2 separate regions of the Homo sapiens genome follow, and region 2 is linked to region 1. The links are chromatin contacts, found by Hi-C or POLR2A ChIA-PET in ENCODE. All regions are on one chromosome and are shown on one strand. The core of a region is the stretch at or near the end of the contact, and the rest is flanking DNA. Distances in the headings are between cores, read along the strand shown.

Region 1 (4,925 bases), core at 993-3,492:
AGGCGTGAGCCACCACGCCCAGCCTGTGTCACCAACTTCTATCCACTCATAGCATCTGACACATTATGGCTGCTTGGTGAGTACTTATGAATGAATGAATTATTGTATGAGTTCACAGAAAACTCATTGAAAAGTATAAATCTTCCTTCTGAATTTAACATAAAATTATTATTTTTCCAATGGTTTCTTGCTACTGGATGATTAACAGTTCTTAATTTTCAGTATTAACAAAGATGAGGCAAAGCACGGATGAATATGATTTCAGTCTTCTGCTCTATTAGAAGATCATACTTTCGTACTTCACATTTGTTATATTTAGGTTTAAGTGAAAATTCAGTCATTGCAATTCAAATCTCCATCAGCAGAGACTAAGCTGTTAACCTGGGCCTTCTCTCCACACTCAACTGGGGAAAGACAACACTGACTCAGATGGTTCTTGCGTCAGTAGTAGTTAGACTGTAAACACTAACTTTGTGTGTATTTTTACGATTTAATTTCCTCTTTTTATGGGAGCATAAAATGTATTTTTAAAAATAAGCAAATCTTTAATGAAAGTGTAGGATGGTTGACATGGGAAGTGTATAAATCTGTCACCTACAATATAAGCACATATTTAAATATGCATATTATGAACATTTAAAGCTGCAATGGTTCAAAATAATGTTAGCCTCTTATGTGAAACATTACTCTATAAATATGAGCCCACTAGCATCTTAAATACAGATTGCATTATATATAAGCAACCAATATAAAATATTTTCAATCTAATATTTATTCTCAAATTTTGTCTTTAAGAAATTATTATTCTATGTCTCAAGTTTACTTTGTAAATAGAAAAAAAAAACATAAAAATTCCTCAAGCCTCTAATGTTTTTCTTAATGTAAAAACTATCACAAAAAAATGGGAAATAGTTTTTCTCCCATAAAATATTCCCTGGACTCTCTCTCCTTCTTTTTCTACTTTTTTGCCTGTAATAGTCTTATCTTCCTCTATGACTTAAACAATCAAGAATAAGTTGATGACCCCCAAATCAATGTATCCAGCCCTGTTGTCACTCATGAGTGCCATAACATCCTAACAGAAATCACCATTCCCATGACCTTCCATGCCTTGGTCCATGGCATTATCATCTGCTTATTTGACACAACCAAATCCCTTGGCATCTTCTTAGATTCCTTTTGCTCCACCGTCCACCCTCTGGCTCCCTTCCGGAACTCTATTGACTAGTTCTGTCATATCTGGCTCCACAGTGTTTCTCTCCACTCTATGGGTTTAAGCTGTTATCACGGCTTTTCTGGATGACTTGTACTCTCTTCCACTTTGGAGACAGTGATTCTAGTTTCTTACCAACTAATCTGCCATCCAACCTGCCTTTGCCCCAAATAATCATTTTCCAATACAATCTGATTATTCTAACTTTTCTGCTTCAAATTCTTCACAGTTTTCTCATTCCTTTTAGAATAAAGTACATGTTCAAAGACTTTTGCAATCTGGCTCCAAGATACTGTACAATCTCATCTTCTACCACGCCTTCCAACTCTCCTACACAGTCTTGCTTTCTGCCCCAGCCCCAACAGATTACTCATCAGTCTATGAACACTCACTAAGGCTTTATGTTGTTTCCTATGTCTAGATTGCTTTTCTCATCTTTCTCCCTGTCTGAAGTTAACTTCGGTGTTTTCTGATTTCCCATCACAATCAGCCATTCTCCCTTCTGTACTCACACCAAATCATGTTCCCAGTGCACATGGTATTAGTGGTATTAGTGCTCCTGGTTGGGTTATGCACTTATTGGAGGAGGCAGAGAGAGGGAGGGCTATGTCTCATTCATCTTGGCATGGACAGCTCCTAGCAGGTGCCTGGTGTTTAGTATGTACTAAAAGATGTTTGGTGAATGAGTCTTTATTTTGAATGCTCAGAAAGACCTTAAATTTGACTTATAAGCTTTCAGAAATAGGAAAAAGGCCTACAGATTCATAGCAGTTGTATGACTACATGTGGTAAAAGCGAGCAAGTTATATCCAAGACAGACTGCAGCAAGGTAAACCCATTTAGCTACAGTCCCTTCTCTGTCTTTTAAGACATGTCTAATTTGAGATCCCTTTCACGTGCTCCCCTTCCAAGGTTTAATGTATGTGATTAATCTTGACTTGCCTTAATACTGCTAGGAATGTGGCAATGACCTCAGCTGAACACTGGCAAAGTGATTAATGTTACATGAACTGGATAAGGTGGTTTTTTTTTTCCCCCTCTGCTCTAGCTCCTGAATAAACACATTCATGCAAGATTCGGTTGCAGACCTTTGCTCGATGGAAAATGTACCATGATTTCAAAGAGTAATGTTTCAGATGCAATAAACAACGTTAAAGGAAACACGGTCCTTGTTAAAGAAAATGCTGTTTCAGGCTAAAGTCCCAGTGATCATAAAAGATATATGATGCAATAAACAAAATGAACCATAGGCAGACAGGTCCATTCGATGACTAACCACTGATTGAATTTTCCAACACATTTAGACTTTCTAAGAGATAAACTATTCACAAAAGGTTCGTGTTAAATATAAGGCTGTCATTTCCTTTTTATGTTTCTAGAGGGGTCTGAGAACAGTAGAGGATATTCCTTCTTTTTTTCTTTTTTTTTTTCTATTGGTTGTTTGTGGTTTTGAATTTTTTATGATGTGAGAAGACTGGCAAACAGTTGCTATGATTGTCAAATGCCTTAAATCAAGAAGAGAGAATGCAATAAAACACAGTTTCCATGGTAACACATTGTAACCTAGTACCTCTGGATTATGAGCCAGCTCACATCTATGATCATTACTTGTTGACAGGCATAAATTGAGCCTAAAAGCATTAATTTTAGAGATAAAACTAGAATGTGTAGCTTAGTTTTAATAATGTTTAAATATTTCCAAGGTAGTGGCAGCAAATCAACTCTGGTTGTGTTATTATTTAAATAATGTTAATAAACTAACCACAAATACTTTTTGAAAATGTACAAGCTTTTCTCTAAAAATGGTGTAACATCTGTGTATGCAGTTGGTCCTCCACATTCCTGGGTTCCACATCCATGGATTTAATCAACCTCGGGTTGAAAATGTTGGGGAAAAAAAGACCCACAAAATTGCCAAAAGCAAAAGTTGAATTTGCCACCCGCCGAGCATTGTGTTGAATTCACGTGAATGTGGTGATGTGTAGGCATTGTATTAAGTATTATAAGTGATCTAGAGATAACTTAAAGTATATGAGAGAATGTGTGTAAGTTATATGCAAATACTAGGTTATTCTGTGCAAGGGACAGAGCATGTGCAGATTTTGGTACAATTCCACATAGATACTGAGGGACAACTGTATAGTCTTGAGGCTGCAAGTGGTAGCTGACGTGTTTTTGATGGAGTTTAAATAATCTGAAATCAACAATGATATGGAATGATAGCCAGACATTTTAAGGAAGGAATGTTGTTCAATATGGACAAATTCCTAAACATCTTGATAGTAGAGTAACTCCTAGAACTCTTGTAGGACATTCACACACAATAATTTTTAGTAGACATAAGTTCCTTTTCCTCTTTTTAAGGAGCCTGAGATAAAATGTGGATGATCACATGCTTTTTTTTTTTTTTTTTTTTGAGACGGAGTCTCCCTCTGTCACCCAGGCCAAGAGTGCAGTGGCGCCATCTTGGCTCACTTGCAAGCTCCGCCTCCTGGGTTCACGCCATTCTCCTGCCTCAGCCTCCCGGTAGCTGAGACTACAGGCGCCCGCCACTACGCCCGGCTAATTTTTTGTATTTTTAGTAGAGACGGGGTTTCGCCGTGTTAGCCAGGATGGTCTCGATCTCCTGACTTTGTGATCCGCGCACCTCGGCCTCCCAAAGTGCTGGGATTACAGGTGTGAGCTACCGCGCCCGGCCGATCACATGCTTTTTACACATTCACTTCCATGTCCTCATCAGAAGCACTCACACTACCGTCAAACATTTAAGGTTAAAACAAAGATTACGTTATGTGTAGCAGTTACCCATTAACCAATATAGTTAACAAGACAATTTTTTTTCCAAGGCTGCTTGTGACACTTCTAAATATATCTTTATGACAATCAAGATAATCTTGGCCAGGTGCAGTAACTCATGCCTCTCATCCCAGCACTTTGGGAGGCCAAGGCAGGAGGACTGCTTGAGCCCAGGAGTTCAAGACAAGCTTGGGCAACATGACAAGACCTCATCTCTACAGAAAATAAAAAACAAACAAAAAATAGCCAGCTGTGGTGGTGCACACCTGTGGCCTCAGCTACTCAGAAGACTGAGGCAGGAGGATTGCTTGAGCCTGGGAGATTGAGGCTGCAATGAGCCGTGTTCACATCACTGCACTCCAGCCTATGTGACAGAGCAAGACATTGTCTCAAAAGAAGTAAAAAACAAAACAACAAAAAAAAGAGATAATCTGATATGATATGATATGATATGATTTAATATGATACAATAATAAGAATTGGTCCATTTTCTCAACATCTAGACTTTATGTAAGAGTTCACTTTTTTCCTCTGGCAACTTCTGAGCTCCCTTTCCTTACTAAAGCTTTTACAGTGAGTGTGGGATAAACAAGGAGAGACAGATTGCTCTTCCTCTAAGTGTGCCTTTCACTGCCCTGAGCCTCAGAAAAGCAGAGAGTGACCAGCACACCTCAGTTGCCTTTTCTGTACACTTGGGATTAGACCTATTTCATAAGGTTGTTTTAAGCACTTATTGAGACGGACACTTGTGGAGAACTTAGAACAGTACTTGGTGCATAGTAAGCCCTCCATGAAGGTTAGCCCCTGTAGGGGGTAATGCTTTGTCTAGCATTGCGCTTCCCACTCAGTTGTGCCTAGTAAATGTTTGTTAAATTGAATAAGCCTATTTGCCCAATTGGCTATTACAAGAGTGCTT
Region 2 (4,925 bases), core at 1,440-3,939, 130 kb after region 1:
TTCTCATATAAGTTTGGGAACTAATCAATAAACCACAAAATCCAGTTCTAGTCACTTCAGTCCATTTAGCTTGTTTTAAAGCCATTTATTTTCATGGCTTAGAAATAAATAAGCTGCTAGAAAAGAATTTTTCCTCTCCATTTGACATAGCATCAAACAAATAAACAAAACTAAAACTCTTACTAAAGGCAGGTTCCATTATTTGTGGAGCTTTGCAGTCTGCCCAAGTGGTTTCTGTAAACAAAACCTTTTAGGGCTTGTCACTAAACAAATGGCAGAATATGGCTGTGTACGTTGAATTTTCTTCTTTGCCTAACACAGATCTTCTAAGTAGAAAGTGCATCTAGCTCACAGTCTTTGCTCCAGTGTTAATCAATGGTTTTTGCTGTGAACACATTAATAACATGCTTAGATAATTGATTCCCCTTAATCTGGACGTTCTACTTTGCTATTACCTGTGACCATGAAAGTTAAAAGAAAAGTGCACATAAGCTGTTTGACAGCAATTTATTTATGCTGTGACAAGATAGTTCCTCTTTCAATTTTGTCACATCAGAGAGAAAGTAAGAATCTGGGGGAGGTCTGAGCTCACCACTTCTTGGTAGAAATTGAATCACTTTTTTCTATAAATCAAAAGTCATGTTAAAAGCTCTGTGAAGTAAACAATGATGTATATGAATTAGCAGCACAACCATAGTCAATACAAATCAAAGTGGCTTTATGAAGGTATTGATGTTTTCAGCTCTTCCTAAGGTTGAATACATTTAAGCGTTTATTCCCCAGGGCATTGTTGATCCAGATGAATGTATTCACTTTGAAACGAGACCATAGTCGCCGCTAGAGACAAAACTACATACACTGACCCAGATACGGTTCTTCCCCAGACCAAGTGACCCCAGCTGCAGCCGGAGTGCTCACAGTAAACTGAAATTACATGAATGACACCCAGGGAAAGACGCTTGTATTATAAAGAGGCTACATTTCTATTTGGTTTACTGATGTATTAATTTTTCAAAGTTTGGAATCTCTTCAAATACAAGGTAAATGCATTTTCTAAGAATTTGGCCCAGTGGCACTCGTCTGGATGTGATAACCTGTTTTTCCTGTATCATGATTTAACTTAAACTACTCTTGTAAGTGACTGATTCTGTATCTTCAAGTTACATTCATACATCCTGTGACTGGATATTGACGAATTCAGTAGGTGCCACAGGCATATCTTGCTTGTCTGAAAGGAAAGTTAATTTTATACTAAGATGCCACCATTAAAATAGATAATGAAAGCATTGTTAGGATTTACCAGATTAGCTAAAGCAACAAAACATCAGATTGTAACTAGATGACCTCGGGGAAAAACACAGGATGTATATTTCCACAAAACATCCCGCATCATTTGACATATTCAAAGTAAAGGTAAGCCATGTATTTTGGCCTTTATGTTGTTCACAGAAGAGTTCTTTGCACACTGGATATACATTGGAATTCATCTTCCTTTTCTTCTTAGTATGTTAGAATATCTATGTCTTCAAAAGGGTCAGCCTCAAATGAGTGAGCCAAAGGCACTTACATGCAGACCAGTACTTATTAGAAAGAACTGAGAAATGAAACATAAACTGATAAGTGAGTGCAAGTCATTCATCTTTTTAAAGCCCATAAAAAGAGAATTGTAAATTAAAATGTCTACAATAGGTTCAACACCTCTCTCTCAGCCCCTCCCTTTCCTTTGTCATGCTACAGCATTCAAGTGTGGGAATGTTTCTCTGAAACGTGTAAATCACACATTTAGTCATGCCATACCCAGGAGCACCGTACCGGGAGGAACGGGGAGGAAGGCCAAGGAAATTAAATATGAGTCCAGCAGTTTGTTAATGAAACATTTACACAAGCAGTTTATATGGTTGTAATAAAAAAGGGGGGCCTCTTTCATCGCACCTTTTCATTACTTAGCACAGTCTTTAAGAGGATTAATGTGGAAGGGGGGAAAAGAATGTGCTTATCAGTTGAGTCTCAGGATTGGTAATGCTGAGTTCTTAATAGATTGCCTCTGGATTTAGGATTACTGTGGTGCAAATTCTTCCAGGCTTTCAATAGAATAGAAAGCAGTTTGTTTTCCCCCCTTCAACGAGAAGGGCTATTGACTTGGTGATGAAATGACCTAGGACTCAGAGTTTATTCAAACCACTGCCTCCTGTTTCTGTCACTTCAGGGAGATTTATTTATTTGTTTGGGCTACTGGTAGCCAATGCATCAAAATATGCACTAATTCCACCACTACTGTGATTAAGAAGCAGCTAACAATGCAAGTTTAACAGCAACCAGCTGACTTTTATGATGCTTGTATTAAGGATCTAGTTTTCAAAAGGAAACAGCAGAGAAGACAAATCTATTTTTTGGACACTGTCAATTCCCTGCACCTCATTTTCTGACAGGTTTCCTAACAGCTCAGATAAACTACATATTTTGGAGGACAACTGAAGTGAATAAGTGGCCCTTTTAGTTTTCTGGGGAGTTAGAGGCAGCTTTTGTTGGCAATCTTGTGAAAGAGTACAGTACTGATGGATCATGCTGCTTGAGGTCCCGTGACTTCACACTATTTTTAGCACAAGGAAGATGTTAGTTGTAACAGTGTACAATGGGCTAATCAGCCATAATAGAACTCACACTGTTTTTCACTTCACATTGCACTTATTATGTGCCTTGAATGTAAACAGCTCTTTGCTTCTGACAAAGATGGCAGTTTGCCATGGTGGGATTCAGCCTTCTCTAAAGCTCAGCAAACATTGAATAGAGCAAGCCAGAAGACTGAAAAAGCAATTGTTTGAATTTATGTCACTTGCAACCTTAGACAAAATTATTTTTGTTACTTCCATCCTTTCCTTCCTACCTCCCTCAAATTAGCAAGCATTCACATATGTCAGTTATCAGCATATGAAAAATTATTTCCATTATTTCTCCACCCACATTTAGAGAATCAATAAATCATGTTTTATATAAAGTCTTGAATAATGACATCCCTGTGCATTTTATACCCATTGTGAAATATTTGGAACTTAACATAATAATATGAAGCTTGATCATATAAATAGATTGAAGTTGCTTTAAAGCATGATAAAAGATACTCTTTAAAATTACACCCAACACCCAAAAGAAGTTTATTGTTTTGCACCATCTGTATGTACCATTAGCAGATTCAATAGTTTGCTCTCAAAACAGATTTAGAGCAATTTACTATAAAGCAAATTGTTGTTGGCTAGGCTTCCTGCATTGTTATCCTATGATTTTTCCAGGCACAGGGGCATATTCAAAAGTTTTTTGAAATTTTATCACAGTAATACATGCACATGATAAAAACCATCAAGTAGTATAAGAAAGTACTTTATAAAGAAAAGTACCCTCCTCCACACTCAGGCCTATTACTAGCAGCAAAGACCTTTTTATTTTTTAGTTCTTCTTCTGGAGATTACTTCCTAACCCTAAATAAAAGGCTTATAATAGTATTTCTAAAGAATTTTTTTAAATTATTATTATTTTTTTTAGAGTTGGGGTCTTGCTCACTGCAGCCTCGAACTCCAGGGCTCAAGTGATTCTCCTGTCTCAGCCCCTCAGCCTCCTGAGTAGCTATGACTATAGGCATGTGCCACTGTGCCCAGCTAATTTTTATTTTTACTTTTGTAGAGTCAGGATCTTGCATTGTTGCCTAGGCTGGCCTTAAACCCCTAGCTTCAAACAATACTCTCACCTTGACCTCGCGAAGTGCTGATATTACAGGTGTGAGCCACTGCACCTGGCCTTATAATAGTATTTATTGATTGATTCATTCATTGATTCAGCAGATATTCACTGAGTGACTACTGTTTGCCACATACTGTTCTAAAACTGAGATACAACAGTGAACGAAACAGACAAAAGTCCCTGCCCCCTTGAAGCTGAACATTCCACTGGAGTGGAAATGAGGAGAGGCAGATAATAAATATCAATGAATAATTTATATCACATATCAAAAAGTGAAAAGGGGTATAGAATAAAAGAAATGAGAAAGGTGGGCAAGAGGGGTACTGAAGGTGGAAGGTGGTGTGAAGTTCGAAACACAGAGGTTAGGGATGGCCTAACTAAGAGTGTGATATTTCAGCAAAGACATGAAAGAAGTAATAGAGTAACCCATGAAAACATCTCAAAGGAGAGAGGCCAGAGTGGAAGGAACAGCCAGTGCAAAGGCCCTGAGGCAGGAGCATGGCTGGTTGGCTTAAGGAACAGTGAGGAGGTCAACTTGGCTGATGTGGAATGAGCAAAGGAAAGTGCAGTAGGAGATGGGGCTTGTGAAATGATGGGAGGAGGAGGTCCATGGGAGTGTAGGAAGGATTTGAACAGAGAATTAATTCAGTCCTGTTTAAGTTTTTACTTTCTTGAGGAAAGGATGTGTGAATGGAAGAAGGAAGTTATTTTGGAGTCTCTGCGGTGATCCAAGTGAGACAAGGAAACTCCCAACAGGTTGATGCCTCAGAGGAGTTAAGAAGTAGTCAGATTCTGGGTATACAGTGAGGCTTACTTGCTTTTCTGATAGATTGCATTTATAGAATATGAGAGAAAGAAGATTTGGCTTCAGCTACTGTAAGAATGGAGTGGCCCTTAATGGAGATAAGATAGACTGCTGGTTGAATGGGATTTGGAAGGAAGATTTAGTTATGGATATGTTGAGTTTGAGATGCCTTTAGACATCAAAGTGGTGATAACAGATAGATAAGTGGATATGAGAGGCTGGAGTTCTGGGGAGAGGTACAGACCTCGTATTTACATTTTTGGTCGTTAGCATATACATGGTATTTAAGGTCACATGCCTAGGTAAGCCCACTAGGGAATGAAGCTAAAAGAAGTCCAAGGACTTATCCTTGGGACATTCTCACATTAAAAGATTGGATAAGAAACTT

Evidence for each region. Hi-C counts contacts between places; a loop is a spot of excess contacts on that map. ChIA-PET counts read pairs that join two places held with the same protein, here RNA polymerase II (POLR2A). Pooled maps may share reads with other maps.
Region 2: a loop to region 1 is called in a map with no recorded cell type, with 2.0 times the contacts of the local background. The contact joins two enhancer-like sites. A Hi-C loop is called at or near these places in 5 of 37 single-sample maps with no recorded cell type and 2 of 50 pooled maps. POLR2A ChIA-PET finds 5 or more read pairs at or near these places in 2 of 52 experiments (OCI-LY7 and activated B cell).

Annotation. Positions count from the first base shown.
Region 1 is chr5:124,788,880-124,793,804 of GRCh38, forward strand. No RefSeq gene overlaps it. Among named protein-coding and RNA genes, the nearest start is that of ZNF608, 45 kb to the left of the region's middle. Within about 2 kb of position 2,243, at least 3 of the 41 ENCODE cell types and tissues checked have a DNase peak (open chromatin) inside an H3K27ac peak, as active enhancers do.
Region 2 is chr5:124,920,687-124,925,611 of GRCh38, forward strand. No RefSeq gene overlaps it. Among named protein-coding and RNA genes, the nearest start is that of ZNF608, 180 kb to the left of the region's middle. RefSeq lists enhancers at 730-819, 2,495-2,604. Within about 2 kb of position 2,690, at least 4 of the 41 ENCODE cell types and tissues checked have a DNase peak (open chromatin) inside an H3K27ac peak, as active enhancers do.